Linked DNA regions of Homo sapiens: all the other regions are linked to region 2. A link is a contact called in ENCODE Hi-C or POLR2A ChIA-PET data. All regions are on one chromosome and are shown on one strand. Each heading gives the region's core, a stretch centred on a gene start or an enhancer-like site at or near the end of the contact. The rest is flanking DNA. Distances are from core to core; before and after follow the strand shown.

Region 1 (2,700 bases), core at 149-2,648, 180 kb after region 2:
AAAATTTGTCCTCCCACACCTTCACACAATGTCTCTGTTCCCTGTCGCCATCTCATTCTGCCCAGGAGGGCTGTAACAGAGAGATAGGGATAGAGGACCCCGTAGAGATGTGATCTGTGTTTCTATCATACCTGAGAGGCCAGCAGAAGAGGTGGGGCAAGCTTCCTCTCTCTGGATAGACAGGTCTTGGGAACCATGGGTCAGTGATTCTCTGATAGAGTGCAGCTAAGAATCACTTGGGGAGTGCGTTAAGAATACAGGTTTTTCAGGCTCCCTCCCTTTCCCAGGTCTAGCCCAAGGCCTAGAAATCTGCATTTTGGGGAAGTATTCCAGGTGATCCTGATGTGGGTGATCCCAAGCCGTAGTTTGAGAAACACTGGTCTAGACAACCCCTCCTCCAGGTTACAGATGGGGAAAGTGAAGTCCTGGGGCTGAAATGGCTTACTGGGGATCATATGGAATAAAGCCCAGAACCCAAGTGCCACCTTCTTTCCATGCCTGTCACCTCCTACACACGGAACCTGCCCAAGGGGCCCTGTGGCCCAGATTCTGCGATTCTTACTTTGTCAGTTCTCTTATCCTGGCCTGGCCTTCCCCCTCACTGCCACCACTGTAAACTGGATGTGAAGACACGGAACGGGGTTTCTCCACAGGCCAAACACCTTCCTGCCTCCCTCCATCCTTCCCCCTCCACCTCCTACCACCAAGTAACTCTTCCTAAAACACAGACTTACTCCCTGCCCTGCCCCTCCAGGAGCAGGACAAAGTGGGAAAGGCCTGCCCTGACCCTCCACACCTCCCCTGTTTGACCCAGCCTATCTCTCTGACCTTAGAGCCCGTGACTCCGCTATCAACCCTTCTCCACATGCTTTCCTCGAACACCACCTTGCTCTTTCTTGCTTCTGCTCAACATCACCTTAGCCAACAGCACCCACTCCCCACTCACCGAATCCTCCTTATCTTCCAAGGCCCAGGTGAAAGCCCTCCTCCTCCAGGAGGCCTTCCCTGACCATCTAGCCCTAGCACACTCGCCCTCCTTTGAGCACTCAGATCTCTGAAGCATTTGTTTATGATGTTATTATTACCTATTATGTTCTGCTTTGAATTGTGAGCTTTAAGTAATTCCCAACTATGGACCACAGCCTACCCTTCTATTACCCACCCACTTAGCAATGTGCTGTGCACATAATCAGTACATAAGGGATGTTAGCAATAACGGAGCCGTGCAGTGCTGGGGCTGAGGGGACCTTGGCCTGTGGGTAGCTGGTTGGTCAGTTCAGTGACTTTTCTATGCATCTTGGGCTGGTGAACCTCCAAAGGCTGACCTATGCAAATTGGTGTCAGATCTTTCTCTGGACGGTGCTTCCACTGTAGTAATCAACTTCCCGCCTGTCCCCGCCCACAGCCATTGCATCCTGTGGCTTTAACTTTGGCCACAACCCTGCTTGCTTAAAATGCCTCCTGTGCCAGTGAGTCAGTTCCACCCTTCTGCTACCAAAACAATCGATCTTGTGCATCTTCTGTGGCTGTGCCCCAACAAGACATTATCAACATTCCCGCACTGGCCAGGGGACTCAGGTGTCTGGCCTGCCACATCCATTCCAGCCAATGACCAATTTCTAATTCACTGCAACTCTCCAGCTAAGCTGATTTCCAGCTGCTTCTCTGGCAGGCCTGCCAGATGGGGCTAACATGCTCTTGGAGACCGTCCCACAGAAAGCCCAGGCAACAAGCACACTGGTGCTCCTCTCGCTTCATTTAAGACAAGCATCCCTCTTTCACTAAGCACTGACCAACACCTCTTCATCCATCGCTAGCTTACAATCACGGCAACAAGAAGTTAATTCTAGACATACTGACAGCTTAAGTTCTGGGACCTCAGCCAAACTTTCAGAGAGGAGCCCTTTCTTCTTTGTTTATAATAGGATATGTGTCCTGCAAGGGAGAAAGGCTCTCTCCTGCCCAGGACCCTTGCAGTCCGGAGGTGGGGCAAGTTACCTCCAAATCTTGGAGGTTTGGTAGAAATCCTTGCAGGAATCTGAAGCCTGGACACTATGACTCACAGTCCTGTGCCTGGAGCAGGCTCGCCTGCTTGGAGAAAGTGCAGTATGCAACCCAAGTTGAAGTGTTCTTAGGAGATGCCTTTGTACTCTCTTTCTACAATACAAGAACTGTGCTTCCGACCCTTCAAAATCACCTCCACAGAGCATGAAGTTTCTGTTTTTCTCATTAAATACAACCATTTCTATTTTCTTTTCAACAAAAAAGTATTTAAAATCTCTACTTACCAAAATAAGTCCACTTGGAACCTACAAAGAACAAAACACAGTAAGTAAGTACAATGGAACCAGATGAGTAATGGAAAACACTACAGATTTTGTTTTGATATGAGCGAAATTGAAAAGGAGGTCGATGCCCAGAAATTGAAACTTTTTCTTTTTCTTTTTTTTTTTTTTCAAGGTGGAGTATTGCTCTTGTTGCCCAGGCTGGAGTGCAGTGGCGCGATCTCGGCTCACTGCAACCTCTGCCTCCTGGGTTCAAGCAATTCTCCTGCCTCAGCCTCCTGAGTAGCTGGGATTACAGGCACGCACCGTCACGCCTGGTTAATTTTGTATTTTTAGTAGAGATGGGGTTTCTCCATGTTGGTCAGGCTGGTCTCAAACTCCCGACCTCAGGTGATCCGCCTGCCTTGGTCTCCCA
Region 2 (2,700 bases), core at 120-2,619:
ATAGGGGTTCTGTCATCACGAAGGGAAGGAGACAGTCATTTTGATTCCAGATACAGTTGTCTCAGAGATACTTTCTTCTTCTCACTTCTCTAAGGTCTTGCTATTGGCTGGGTGTGGTGGCTCAAGCTTGTAACCCCAGCACTTTGGGAGACTGAGGTGGGAGGATCACTTGAAGCCAGGAGTTCAAGACCAGCCTGGGAAACATAGCGAGACTCTGTCTCTACAAAAATACAAAAATTCACCAAACGGTGTATGCCTGTATTCCTAGCTACTTGGGAGGCTGAGGCAGGAAGATCACTTGAGGCCAGGAGTTTGACACCAGTCTGGGCAACATAGCAAGACCCCATCTCTACAAAAAGTAAATTAAAAAATTAGCCAGGTGGAGTGGTGCACACCTTTAGTACTAGCTACTTGGGAGGCTGAGGCAGGAGGATAACGTGAGCCCAGGAGTTCAAGGTTATTACAGTAAGCTATGATTGCACCACTGCTCTCCAGCCTGGGAGACAGAGCAAGATTCTGTCTCTAAAAAATAGATAAGTAAATAAATAAGGTTTTGCTATCTTCTCTGATATCTCAGGTCCCTTCATTTCCTTTTTGCTCTTTGAGGGGTGTTGGAAGGTAGATTTTCTTGTATCTGACTTTTTGAAGATCTTCTAGTATATCTGTCAATAGTTTAGTTAACTGTGAGGAAAGGATGTTTTATCCATTTGAAATTATTGGTCAAGTGCCTAGGACCAACTCGCCTTTCACTCCAAATGTTTGAAAATTGAATTTTTTTTATTGGCTCTAAAAACCCTTATGTAATCATAATTAACATTTAATTGGCCAAGCGCAGTGGCTCATGCCTGTAATCTCAGCACTTTGGGAGGCCAAGGCAGGCGGATCACAAGGTCAGGAGATTGAGACCATCCCGGCTAATACGGTGAACCCCGTCTCTACTAAAAAATACAAAAAATTAGCCGGGGGTGGCAGCGGGCACCTGTAGTCCCAGCTACTTGGGAGGCTGAGGCAGGAGAATGGCGTGAACCTGGGAGGCCGAGCTTGCAGTGAGCTGAGATCGCGCCACTGCATTCCAGCCTGGGCGACAGAGCAAGACTCCATCTCAAAAAACAACAACAACAACAACATCAAAAACATTTAATTAAGTGCCTGTAAAATGTAACATAAAGACAACTAGGAATGATGATACAGTTAGCTATAGATTATATTTCCTCTGGGAAATGGATGCATTTTAATATTGATATGAGGGCATACCGACGTCTTGAAATGGCTCTGGACAGAAAAAGGTGCTGGTTTAACAAAAAGAGATAACCCAGCCCTGTCCTCTTGACAGGACAATCAGAGCTTCTTCCCTTTGCCGTCTCTCTGCTGCCCTGCCCCCTTCTTCCTGTTAGGTATTTCCTGAGTGGTTTCACTATTTAGTATAGTCATAGTTTAACAGCAGAAAGAGTCTTAGATATTATCTACTTTATTCCTGTCCCAATTTTATAAATAAAAAAAAAATGAAGGTTTAATTGACACCCTCAAAATTACACAGCTGATTATAGCAGATCCTGTAGTGAAACCCCAGATCCAAGTCTATGTCACTTTTCACAACTGAGTTGCTACTATTCCTAATCAGTATGATTATCCCCATTAATTCAAGTCATCACCTTTTCCAGGGAAGAATTAGAGTTTGCACATACGCCTTTATGTGAGGAAAGTTAAGACATTTCTGTTTTGATTAGCCGAGTCTGTTCAGGTGAATAGCAAATGTTACTACAATGACTCTGAGTTCTGTTGGAGTTTATACTGGAATAACTCAGCGCATAGCTGTCCTTTGCCCTTTCTGTGTCTATAGTTTCACATTAGGAGATCAAAGTGTATCCTATCATTAAAATTTCTTCCATACGTAAAGTAACTAATGAAATCATATTAATGGGGGTATGTTAGTAATTGTTGTAGCTTAGTCTCATCAGAGTACTTTTAGACATTTTATTCTGTAACACTGGATATTTTTCTTGGGTTCACTTTCCTTAAAATCAGGGGTTAGCACACTATAGCCTATGGGCCAAGTGTGACCTGCAGCCTGTTTTTGTGTAGCTCACAGGCTAAGAATGGTTTTTATATTTTAAAGGTTATTAAAAAATAAAGCAATATGCAAAAGAGACCATATGTATCCCACAAAGCTTAAAAATATTTACTAACTGGTTCTTTGTAGAAAGTTTGCTGACCGTTACTTAAAATTAAAAACTATTTTTGGTTGGTAGCATTTCAAAGCTTTTATCAAGACTTATTGACTGAAAAACAAACTTTGTCATATTTACATTTTTATCCAAGATGACATCAACATTTGGCTGAGCATAATCCAGATACGTAGAGCAAGTTGATTTTCATTTTCATAGTTGTTTTCCTTGGTTTCAACTTCTCAAACAAAAATATGCAAGGAACATGCAAGTTCATATTGAACATTTTGTACATAAAGCCTTATTTTAATGTCATTGTGTTCTTTCAAAGCTGCCAGTAGATTTCCCATCTAAGCAATAGCATTGATAACGACTCTGGTTCAGAAAAAGTAGAATTTAATACTTGATCATAAAGGATTAAACTCATCTCTTCAATCAATGTTCTAGTGAATGAAAAAAGCCTTCCTACATATAAAGGATGGGCATGGGGAAACTGAGTCTTGGGTACAAATATGGATCTGTCTGAAGAATGTGT
Region 3 (2,771 bases), core at 92-2,591, 240 kb after region 2:
CCACCAGGAATGTCAGGCGAACATTAGGTGATGGTCGGGCGGTTGTTAACAGTTTCTCTTAAGGAATCATCCGTCACAGCCAGCTCCAGGGAAAGGCAGTCTCCCTATAGATAGGAAAAAACCTGAAACAAGTGATCAGTAGCTTCCTGATAAGATCAGGAATTGGGTGAGTGGGCTCACACATGTGAGCTCAAAGGCAAAATGGTGGAGTTTCACTGGTATATGACCTTATAGGAACACTTGACTGGAAAGGGGAGAACATCTCAAGTGAGCATGCGTACAACTCTAGGAAACACACTGCGCATGCTCACCTCCCAAGTGCTGGCAGGCCACTGTGCATGCCAACAGGCAACCCCAAGGAAAGAATGAGGGGAGAAGGGACGCAAGATCCCGGAAGTATGCCAACGTATAAAACCCCAAGTCAAAAGCTCAAAGCTCACTTGTCTTTCAAGTCACCCACTTAGCCCTCTTCCAAGTGTACTTTCCTTCCTTTCATTCCTGCTTTAAAGCTTTTTAATAAACTTTCACTCCTGCTCCAAAATTTGCCTCGGCCTCTCCTTCTGCCTTATGTCTCTCAGTCGAATTCTTCCTTCTGAGGGGGCAAGAACTGAGGTTGCTGCAGACCTGTACAGATTCGCCGCCAGTAACATTTCTTGTCTGTCTACCCCACTAGAATGTCAGGCCTTATCACTGCTACCGGGATAATGTAGAGGGACCTATCATGTAGAGGGACAGGGTACACATCTGTAGATTTAGTAAGTGGAGAAATATGAAGTCCGGACTCATTGGCCATGAGAGTTCTGGCAAGGAAGAGGCCAGTCAGGACAGCTGCTGGAGGGCTGGACCATGAACAGGACCTCTGCCAGTTGAAGCATGCCCTCTGCTTTAGTGCCTTGTTACATATACCCTGGTCTACTCATCACTCATGGTGCCATCAGACACTCCATCTCAGAGCCTGCAGTGAGTCCAGAAGAGAACAGGGCCCCAAACAGAAGGAAGTCCTGCAGTCACTCAGCCCACCATCCCAGGAGGCATTGCACAAACTCTGCTGTCATCAACATGCCCCTGGGGGTCTTACACTCCCACCCTGGACTAAGACCTCCTCCTGATGCCTCACAGTGCTCTCCGTGAGAGGAGTGTTGAGAAACACACTTCTAGGGGGTTCTGCTGTCCCCTACAGACCAGCGCTCAGTCATTCCTCCTGGATCTAGCTCTGGTATGGCTTTGCAGGCTTCACTCACAGTCTTGCCCTGAATCTGGGCTCCACTGTCTCCCTGTCTGACACATCTGATCTCTCTGTTTCAGTAGAGCTCCAACTACCGTCTACTTCCTGCAACTGGCCTGCTGCCAACTCCCCAGATCTCTTGTGGAGCTGCCGGAAGAGACAGCCTGCCACAGAAGAAAGCAGCCCTCCTCTTTCATGGCCTCCCACATCTTGAAACAAACACAAGCAAACAAAACAAAAGCTTGAGTCCCAGCCTGATTCACCAGGTTTGGTTCCCAATTGTTGAAATTCCCTTCCCAGGGCTCTCAGAACCAGGGTTGGCTGGAGGGGTGAAAGAGGCTGGCCCTGAGCCCAGTAATAGGACACCAAGGGGGAGCTAAAAGCTGGGATCTGGGGTGAAGATGGGGTCTTCCAAGCTGGGAGGCAGACACCAGGCCAGAGCAACCGGCCTGCCCCAGCTCAGGCCTCTTAACCCATGCAGGGCAAGAGTATAAACAGAGGCCACGGACCACATGCCTCAGTATTTAAACTTATAAATCAAGCTAACATAACATGAAATCAAATATGTTCTATCCTCCTAGCTTGACAAATACTTTCATAACGAGATGGAATGCCAGGTTCAGATTTAGAATTTTCACACTCCTTAAAGTTCCAAGTCAAAATACAGCATTAGGGGAGGGCCCCCAACCTCGAGGTCTCCCCTCCCCCATTTTCTTTCACTCCCAGCTCTGTCTCACACCACGAGGGATCTTGGGTGAATGCCCCTCGATACCCCAGCCCCCCACAAACAGCTGCCCTTTCCCCCCTTGGCCAAGGGTAAGCACAGCAGCAGGGCAGTCTGCCCTTGGCTGGAGAGATGGAAGGAGAGGCCACACGGGCCCTGAAAATGCATTTGGGGACTCTTGGGCAGGAAACTTGGGAGTTTCTGGAGCCTCAAGGAGGGTCTAGTGGGACAGAGCCACTTGGGCCCATGAGATCCTTGACCCATGGAGAAGGGTAGGGCTAGAGGAGGGCCAGGGCAGGCCCTATGAACAGAAGAACCTAGAGTAACTGCCCTGTCCCCAGATCCTGTCACCGAGCAGGTATACTTGGGAGGGTATTGGAGGGTGGAACCCAAGGGAGCTTGCCCAAGGCACTAGGAAAGAAAAGTGTAAACCTTGTTAGAGAATGCTAAGGATAGCTGTTAAAGCCTCAGAGATTTTACTCATTTTTGGCTGTTTCTAAAAATCTTCCCCCAAAGGAAGATCTTGCTCTCATTGAGGATCTGAGAAAGAATTCTCTCCAAGTAGTTTCAAAACATTCTGATGTAAAAACTCTGGTGTGTTAGTCAAAAATAAATTTTGTTGCTTGATGGCTTCACCATTCACAAAATATTCTATCCATCCAATTTAAAAATAAGAGCAGGGTATTTAAAACTCTTTCAATAAACACAAATTAAAACAATGAAGCTTGAATTATTGTTTTAACCTTGTTTTTTAATTGTGATCAGCTTAAGGGAGAGATATCAGGGGAAATGGGAATAAAAAGATACAGTGATTCAAAAATA

Evidence for each region. Hi-C counts contacts between places; a loop is a spot of excess contacts on that map. ChIA-PET counts read pairs that join two places held with the same protein, here RNA polymerase II (POLR2A). Pooled maps may share reads with other maps.
Region 1: a pooled map shows a loop between it and region 2 (6-fold over the local background). The contact joins two enhancer-like sites. A Hi-C loop is called at or near these places in 4 of 50 pooled maps. POLR2A ChIA-PET finds 5 or more read pairs at or near these places in 6 of 52 experiments (GM10248, PC-9, T-cell and 3 more).
Region 3: a loop to region 2 is called in a pooled map, with 2.2 times the contacts of the local background. The contact joins two enhancer-like sites. A Hi-C loop is called at or near these places in 1 of 50 pooled maps. POLR2A ChIA-PET finds 5 or more read pairs at or near these places in 4 of 52 experiments (CD4-positive, alpha-beta T cell, OCI-LY7, T-cell and 1 more).

Annotation. Positions count from the first base shown.
Region 1 is chr15:63,373,370-63,376,069 of GRCh38, forward strand. CA12 (carbonic anhydrase 12) reads right to left here. Exons shown (of 11, transcript NM_001218.5): 2 at 2,289-2,309. Among named protein-coding and RNA genes, the nearest start is that of CA12, 7.1 kb to the right of the region's middle. Within about 2 kb of position 1,399, at least 12 of the 41 ENCODE cell types and tissues checked have a DNase peak (open chromatin) inside an H3K27ac peak, as active enhancers do.
Region 2 is chr15:63,192,707-63,195,406 of GRCh38, forward strand. All of the region lies in intron 1 of RAB8B (RAB8B, member RAS oncogene family), which reads left to right. Among named protein-coding and RNA genes, the nearest start is that of RAB8B, 4.5 kb to the left of the region's middle. RefSeq lists an enhancer at 1,002-1,502. Within about 2 kb of position 1,370, at least 17 of the 41 ENCODE cell types and tissues checked have a DNase peak (open chromatin) inside an H3K27ac peak, as active enhancers do; they include CD4-positive, alpha-beta T cell, where a contact is called at or near this core.
Region 3 is chr15:63,435,655-63,438,425 of GRCh38, forward strand. It overlaps LINC02568 (long intergenic non-protein coding RNA 2568), which reads left to right. Exons shown (of 7, transcript NR_120375.1): 7 at 1,309-1,882. Among named protein-coding and RNA genes, the nearest start is that of LINC02568, 47 kb to the left of the region's middle. Within about 2 kb of position 1,342, at least 25 of the 41 ENCODE cell types and tissues checked have a DNase peak (open chromatin) inside an H3K27ac peak, as active enhancers do; they include CD4-positive, alpha-beta T cell, where a contact is called at or near this core.